2 separate regions of the Homo sapiens genome follow, and region 2 is linked to region 1. Evidence: read pairs that join two places in POLR2A ChIA-PET (ENCODE). Cell type or tissue: IMR-90. All regions are shown on one strand. Links, peaks and the distances in the headings refer to the core of each region. The heading gives the core; the rest is flanking DNA. Region 1 overlaps GALK2 (galactokinase 2). Region 2 overlaps GALK2 (galactokinase 2).

Region 1 (4,406 bases), core at 158-4,157:
ATTAAATAGAGGTAAAAGGCTTATAACAACAACAAAGGCAGCCCCTAGCTCACTCTGTCATCCCTATCCCCAATGCAATGTGTACAACGGCAAATACTTTTGGCTCTTTGCTTTTGCTTCCAATTCCAAATAACATTGGTAAATGTTATTGCCTGTTGTTTCATTTTAAACATTATTTATTGCTTTCCTATTATGATAAGTGAGGATTTTAGCTCTCTTACATCCACCTTTCCTTTACCCTCCTCCACCTTTCTCAATAAAGTTATGCCCAAAATTTTGCTTAAATTCATATTTGTTGTGTTAATTACTGAGATTATTGTTCACTTATGAGCAAAAAAAAATGGTTGATTTCATTTCTGTTACAAACTTTTTTGTTTTTCCTATATTTAATAATTGCCCCATTTCTTCATTTGCTTAGATTTGTATATCTAGCTGAGCTTTGTCATATCCTACAACAGCTCTGTGAAATTACTCTGAATCCATTTTCCACATGGTTGAACATATCAGATTAACCAGTTTTTTTGGCTTTTTTTTTGTTTTACTGATAAGATTATAAGTTCCATCTTTCCCTCTCCTCATTTTAATCTGCACTGCTTTCTAAGCTGCTGGATATTATGGGTGTTATGTTGGAATTCCCCTTATGTTCTACAAATACCAATGTTCTATAAATACCCAACTCCTCTCTCATATATTGGATTTCTCATTTCCTAGTTCCCATGCGATCTTCTTTCTTGGTTTACTCCCTAGTTTTGGTGGATTACATCCTCTAGACTTTTACACTTTACATGTTGAAAATGTTTTACTATACCCTCACATTTGATTAATTCATTTAAACAGATAGCCTAAACTAAAATTTATTAATATTTTAGAGACATTTATCAACTGCCTTTATCTTCCAATACTGTTTTTGAGAAATTAATTTACATTTCTGATCCTTTGATTATGATTTCTTTCCGTTCTTTTCTCTTGCTCTGTCAACTAGCTTTTAGTGTCTTTTCTATAACACTCAAGTTTCAAAATTTCCAGATGATATTCTTTGGTTTGGCCTTTTACATTTATTATACCAAACACCCAGTGAGCCCTTCCAATCCAAATTCACATTTTCACTTTGGAGAAATATTATTTTAAAAAAAAAATCTTCTGGACAGACACAGTGGCTCACACCTATAATCCCAGAGCTTTGAGAGGCTGATGAGGGAGGATCACTTGAGGTCAGGAGTTTGAGACCAGCCTGGGCAACATAGAGAGGCCCCAACTCTATTTTTAATAATAATAATAATTTCTAATAACTGTTTTTTCTGTTTTTCCTTACTAGTTGGATGGATTTCTGGAATTGATCCATAAATTTTCCTGTTTTTCTCTCTTATTGTCCAGCTCTTTTATTCCCTACTATATCAGAGAGTTCTTCCAGTCTGTTCTCTTTTTTTGAGACAAGGTCTCACTGTGTTGCCCAGGCTGGTCTTGAACTCCTGGCCTCAAGCGATCCTCCTGCCTTAGCCTCCCAAACTGCTGAGATTGCAGGCATGAGCCACCATGCCCAGCTGTTTCCAATCTTTTTGCTAAATTTTGTCTTGTCATATTTTTAATATGCAAAAGCTCTATCTTACCGTTGGTTCCTTTTTTAAAAAAGTAACACTATTATTTTTCAAGGACTTAACATTTTCTTTTATCTCTCTGAGGACATCATGTCTTTGATTCTTCTGCTCTCAGCATTGTCTCTGTTTCCTCTAGTTTCCTGTTTTCTCTGTTTTTTTTGTTTGTTTGGTTCATTTTGTAGGTTTTCTTCCAAAATCTTACTATACTTTGATGCCCTATCATATTTAAGAGTGAGTCACTAAAAAGCTTATTAGAAGCTTTGTAAATGGGCTTCTAACAAGGTCATAGAGGAGCTGGAGAAGGGGGTCACCAAATGTCAGTATCTGTATGAACCATCTCTGGGATGGTTAAGTTTCCTTTGAGAAGGATCCTCCAACATTCCTGCTGGAGTGTAGGGTGGTGAGGTTGCCAGTGTGCCAGTAATGACCAGAAGAATGGAGCTAAGAATTTCATTTTTCAGATGCAGAATGTCCTCTAATCTCCCAGTTTTCAAGTCTTTCTCGTCCTGCCTTTCTCAGTGCTCAGTGTCCCCAAGTACAAATGATCTCTGGTTGTTTCTCCAGAGACTCCTGCAAAGATAGGGGGAAATGGTCCAGGTGAAGAGAGGCCTTTTAGGGTCTAAATAGTCCTCACAAAGGCTTTCAGATAAATCCCCACCCACCATATTACCCTGCTTTCTTCCTAAGCCTTGCCAGAGAGCTGTGGGATGAGTCAGCTGCCTTTCCATCTGCAACTCCCTCCGCAGGCACTTGGCTCTGACCTTTCTCCATTCGCCTAAGTCATGTAACATTCCTCTATCCACTTTCCATCTTTGTATTTTGTGGTTTATGGTTATTTATGTCTCCTTGGCTTACCAAAGATAAAGCTTGTGCTTCCTTTTCTTATTTTCCCTGTTGTTTGGAAATGATTTTTGAGAAAAGAAGATTAATTTAGGGACACAGAAAAAGAGTAGGTAAGTCTTATTCTGACATGCTGAAATCAGAAGTCTCTAGATTTTCCTTTTTCATAGATCTTTTGCCACATCATACTCTCTTGTACCAGTAACATTCTGATTCATAATTTCTGGCTTCCAGATTCTCTGGGTGATTAGCCATATTGTTTTCTGGTTTCAGATATGCAACATTTAGTATATTAATGAATTAACAAGTTCCACATCTACTTATTATATCCCATCTGCAGTAATTGTTGTCTGCAACTGAATGGGGTTTACTGGATATGAAATAATAGGAAAGGCTTTAGTCACCAATCTGTTGTGGGACTTAGTGTCCTTATCAAACAGGCTAGTTATTTTCGGTTGTCCCTCTGTTCCTCTATTCTCACACTTCCCCTACCCCAAAAGGCTGACCTCTATGGTAAATTCCCCTCAACTATTCCCACTCATTGCCATTTTCACCTGTGTCATTCTTTCTCTGCCTTGCTGCATTTCTGGCAACATTACTCTATATCCACAGCTCCTAAAGTACAATGGCTTCCAGCTTCACAAGAGAACCCTTCCTAGTTAGTTCCCTTGACCTTACCCACATCTCTGTAAAAGTCTCTTTATTAAACTCTCTTCAGTTATACCTAACATGTCATTTGTTTCCTATGGTAACACTAATACATCAGTAAAAGGAGCATTTTGAACTAGCTCATCTCTAAAGTCCCTTGAATTCTTATATTCTGTGATTTTTACAAGAGTAAAATCACATGGCATTTAAATTAAAGACTGAACAAATTACAGACTTCCTTTCATTCAAGATTCTGTCTCACTCCAGAAAAAAAAAAACTCTCCAAATAATTATGCTCAGTCCTTAGAAAATGTAAATATTGTTAGTACAACTTAGACTAGCTGAGAAAGCCAGGATATACATATTGTTCCCTTTTTGCTTAGGCACTGCAGTAAGATAGTTCCGATAAAAAAATGTATTTGCTATTTCCGACTTTGAAAACAGACAATCAGAATTAATTCTAAGGGTTCAAGTGTTTCTCTTTATCTTCTTTCCTTCCTATTTCTTAGATAGGTATATTATCAAAACACCAGAAAAATAGAAAAACTAAGTTTCACCAATCCTCCCATTAAAAGTGAAATGAATTCCTTGACTTCACACCCTCCTCCAAATACCAAATTATCTTTTTCTATGCATCACCAGACTTTTTGTATCCACTGAACTTTACCACTTTCTTACCCCTTATAGACCCTTCAACCCATTTCCATCTAAAACTGCTCTTGTCAAAGTTTTGTACAACTTCTTTGTTGTGATATTCAATGGATACTTCTCAGAACTTGTGGTAACCTCTCAGAAGCATATGACAACACTACCACTCCTTTCATGAAACATTATCTTCCTTGTCTTTGCTGTTGCCTCACCTTTCTGGTTTTTCTCATACTTACTGGACTACTCCTCAATCCCTTCAGTGGACATCCCTTCCTATGCCCATTCCTCAAATGTTCATGTTTCTTGGGGCTCTGTCCTAGTTTTCCTTATCTTTCCACCTATATTCCAACACCAGGTATCTTGATCCACTCCTATGGCTTCAAAAACAATGATAAACTAATGATTCTCAAATGTACCATCTCAAGTCCAGATCTCCTCCTGACCTTCATATTTTTTTCATAACTAAATACTAAATAACTCCATCAGTATGCCCACAGATTCCTCACACTCAACATTTCAGCTTCCACTCAAACCTATTTTTCCCCCATATCTCTTATTCCAATGAATCATACCAGCCAGACACCGATATAATCTTTGAGTCTTTGCTGTTCCCCATTCCCATGCCCAATCAATGACCAAGTCCTACTGATTCTGAGATCTTGAATCTATCTAATT
Region 2 (4,406 bases), core at 136-4,135, 65 kb after region 1:
ATCTTAAAGGGCCTTATGCCATATTGAGAAACCTGGCTTTTAACATACAGGCAATGGATGTGAACAGATGTTTAAAAATGAAGTAAATCATCAATTTTGCATTTGAAAAAGCTCACTGGGTAGTGTGTGGAATTCGGATTGTAGAAATAAAGAGATCTAATAGCAGTTCATTGTAATATATCTAGAGAGAAATGCTGAAAGTACTTCAAAGCTATAGGTAGAGAAGGGTGAAATTAAGGTGATATTTGAAATGTCAAATCCAAAGGAATTGGTACAATTAAATGTGGGAAAAAGAGCAATAAGTACAACTCCCACTTTGCTGGTTTAGATAATCCTGCTAGCCTTAATAGGGGTTAATGTTTCTGCCTGTGAAAATCATATACAGATGAAATTCAAGTTTTCCTGAACTTGAATCCTTATTAATTTGTTTTTATAAGGACTGCAAACACAAATAACATGAAGTGCTAACAGCAGAGTTAGAATAAGTCTCCTAAAATGTGTCTTAATGAAATTATTTTGAATTATAAAACTTTGTCATTTTCCTAGACTTCCTTGGGAAGGCAGTCTGTTCATGGCTTATAACTGCTTCAGTACCAAGAGGCTTACTATACAACATTCCTACCTTAGAAATTCAAATGCATGGAGGCTATAAAAGGAAACAAGGAAGGCATTTTTCTCTAAGAACAGAAAGAACTGAAGTGTACAGTGTTTTTCTAAACTTCATACCTAACCCTCTAATAATGAATGGTAGGGCTGTAATTGGGGGAAGTAGCTGTATTTTACCTCTAGGTGAGCTACCAACAAGACCTTGTGTCTTAATGCAGTCACTGAAAGTATGCCCCCCAAAAAATACAATGAGCATTTCAATATGAAAATAAGAGCTCCTACAAAGATCATACTGTTAAATGGGGAATTGGCCAAAGTATTGCAGCACAAATTGCTGACTCTGGTGCTCTGAATGCTCTTTTGACTTAAAATCTTAAAAAAAAAAAAAAAAAAGAAAGAAACAAAGAAAAAAGAACAGCAGTATTAGTAACAGAACTTGAGAAACAAAGCTATGACTGTTGTGAATGAAATGGACTTTAATAAAAGGACTGATTCTCTCAGACCGTGTGGCTAACTGCAGAAATGAATGAATTAAAATTTCAGGAGCTATGACATGTATTTTCAGTCTTCCACTGTGACCTTGGGCAAGTCCCCCATCCTGTCTGTGCTTGTTTTCTCTTCAATATCAGGATATCGAGTCATGGCATTATAGAAAATGTTAATTTTTAATACTAATTTAAGAACAATTGGTTATAACATGAATTTTTATGTTAATTTGTATGAGTTGCTCCATGCCTCAATTTTCCTCATCTACAAACTGAGGCTAATACTAGAACTCACTGCAAAGGTTTGTTTGAGGGTTTTATAAGTATAAAATAATTATTAGTTATTACTATTATTACTGTTATATTTGAGAATTTAATATATGTTAGAGATGGAATTTCAAAGATTGGTAATTACCATTGGGAAAGGAGGGTGAATTTGAATCTCTGTTTTGTTCCTTTCATCACAATAAATTTCTCCAAGATCAAAAATTAAACATAAAAACAAAATTAAAATTATATTAGAGATCTTAGAAAACGAGGTTATGATGGTGAAAATAAAAATAGTAGATAGGTTGAATAGAAGAATGAAAAGAGTTAAAGAGCAAATTAATGAGCAAGAAGCTGAAGGAAAGTGGAAATTAAGGCCACAGCTATAGCTATTTTGAAAATAATAATGAGAGGTCTACATATCAAAACCCATGAGGCACAACCGTAATAGCACTCAGAAAATTTTCTAGCCTTCTATTCATATAAGAAAATAAATAATGGGGGAGAAAGGCTCTTTCCTTTCCGTCTGGCAACAGCCATCAGGTAAGCCAAGATAACTGCATACAAGTACATTCAGGAGCTGTGGAGGAAGCAGCAGTCTGATACCATGCACTTTCTTCGGAGAGTCCCTGCTAGCAGTACTGACAGCTCTCTGCTCTACCACAGGGCTCCACATCCCACCCAGCCCAAAAAAGTGCACCGACAGGGCTACAAGGCCAAGCAAGTTTACGTTATATATAGGATTCGTGTGCACCATGGTGGCCGAAAATGCCCAGTTCCTAAGGGTGCAGCTTATGGCAAGCCTGTCCACTGTGGTGTTAACCAGCTAAAGTATGCTTGAAGTCCATTGAAGACGAGAAAGCTGGACGCCACTGTGGGGTTCTAAGAGTCCTGAATTCACATATATATATATATGTACATATATATACATGTATACATGATATACATGTACATCATGTATATATGTACATACATATATGTGCATACATATATGTACATGTATATATGATATACATGTACATATATTTTTATTTATACATATAGACATATTTATACATTTTATTTCTATATATATATATATATATATATATATATATAGTATTTCTTTTTTTTTTTTTTTTTTTTTGAAACAGAGTCTTGCTCTGTCACCCAGGCTGGAGTGCAGTGGCACAATCTCACTCACTGCAACCTCTGCCTCCTGGGTTCAACTAATTCTCATGCCTCAGCCTCCCAAGTAGCTGGGATTATAGGTGTGCGCCACCACACCCAGCTAATTTTTGTAATTTTGTAATTTTTGTTTAGTAGAAACGCGGTTTCACCATGTTGGCCAGGCTGGTCTCGAACTCCTGGCCTCAAGTGATCCACCCAACTTGGCCTCCCAAAGTGCTGGGATTACAGGTGTGAGCCACCATGCCCGGCTAAGAGTCCTGAGTTCTCACTTCGGTGAAGATTCAACATACAAAATGTTTGAAGTTATCCTCATTCATCCACTCCATAATGCTGTCAGAAAAAATCCTGCCACCCAGTGGATCACCAAACCAGTCCACAAGCAAAGGGTGATGCATGGGCTGACATCTGCAGGCCGAAAGATCCGTGGCCTTGGTAGGGTCATAAGTTCCACCACACTCCTGGTGATTCTCACTGTGCATCTTGGAAAAGGCACAATACTCTCCAACTCCACCGTTACCACTAATGTAAGTAATGTTTGTAAAGTTGATACCTAAAAAACAATTTAGGACAGTCATGTCTGCTTACAAGTATTATTTGTCTGTTAAAACTAGTCTGTAGATTATTTCATGAATTCTTTGTCAAATTATGACAGTTAAAGTGCAATAATGTTTGAAAACTATAAGTGATGATGTCTCTTGTTTCTAGTAAGATAAACTTTTTTGTCTTTGCTTTATCTGATTAGGGAGTTATCTGGCAGTGTTTAAAACATACTGTGTGATACAATAGGTTTAACATAAATTATTTAAAAGAAAAAAAGAAAATAAATAATGAAAATAAATAAAGTATGCATATAACATAGGAACCTAGCAAAAAGTAGTTAAATAAATTAGAAGAAGCAAATTAACAGATAAAAGCAAAATTTATTGAACCAGGGGAAAATAGCAGATTGGATAAAAAAATTACAAGGTGGTTCTTCAATTTAAAAAAATATATAGAAAAAGAACTTTGAGTGTCATTAAACATAATCAATACTAGAAATAATAGACAAACATAAATTTTAAAAAGATTTAAAAATTTTTAAATGGCTGATTTTTCTAGAAAAAATACAAATTTCTAAAATTGACACAAGAGTTTAAAAATAAAGAAATAGAAAAGTTGTCAGAAACAAAGCCCAAAAAGTGTTACAACAAGTTGGTTGGACCTTCAAGGAAAAAGTGGTATTTTCTTTTTATAAATGGTTCTAAATAATAGAAGCTGTGGAAAGTTTCCCATCTCATTTTAGGAGGCTGGTCTAACCCAGATGCTTACATTTGACAAGAATGGCCCTCAAAAGCAAACTATAGGCTAATCTCACTTGTGGAAATAGATAGAAAAACCCTAAATAAAATGTCGGTAAATTTAATGCAGTAATTACCTAAAATAACCTATGTGACCAAGCAGAGTTCATTCCAGGAATATGAAGGTAATCAGCACCAGAAATCTGTTGATTAAATGAACTATGCTAACAGAATAAAAAGAAGAAAATTCTATGACTTCATGATCCTCTCAAAAAATCCAAATAAGAAACAAATGTATTTTCATAGCCATTCCTTATTTTTAAAAATAAAATATAAAATTTTTTAAATCTCTGTCATGCGTTGATCTAAAGACAAAAAAAGTGAGGCAAACTTAATACAGAGTTTATTTGGGCCAAGTTTGAAGATTGCAACCCAGGAACATAGATTCAAGTTAACATGAATATACCCTCTGATTAGCAGTAGTTACTAGTGGTTTTTAAAGGAAAAAAATGGGGTGGTTCCTAACTTGTTTACCAAGAATTTACATTAAAATAGCATAACCTATTGATTGGCTGTACTTTGTATCACAGATTACAGGAAC

What was found. ChIA-PET counts read pairs that join two places held together with the same protein. Peaks named below come from ENCODE experiments on the same cell type or tissue, not always from the same donor. Only the 100,000 strongest peaks of a DNase experiment are listed, where the experiment ranks them.
Region 2: POLR2A ChIA-PET joins it to region 1 with 12 read pairs; 3 of 35 experiments call an interaction of 5 or more read pairs at or near these places.

Annotation. Positions count from the first base shown.
Region 1 is chr15:49,240,978-49,245,383 of GRCh38, reverse strand. The region is part of intron 5 of GALK2 (galactokinase 2); the gene reads right to left. Among named protein-coding and RNA genes, the nearest start is that of GALK2, 73 kb to the right of the region's middle. RefSeq lists an enhancer at 2,198-2,492 and a silencer at 2,198-2,492. In IMR-90, for the core only: no CTCF peak of the experiment used is centred there; a DNase peak (open chromatin) is centred at 2,333; H3K27ac peaks cover 994 bases.
Region 2 is chr15:49,176,246-49,180,651 of GRCh38, reverse strand. All of the region lies in intron 1 of GALK2 (galactokinase 2), which reads right to left. It also overlaps the pseudogene RPL15P19. Among named protein-coding and RNA genes, the nearest start is that of GALK2, 8.2 kb to the right of the region's middle. In IMR-90, for the core only: no CTCF peak of the experiment used is centred there; no DNase peak of the experiment used is centred there.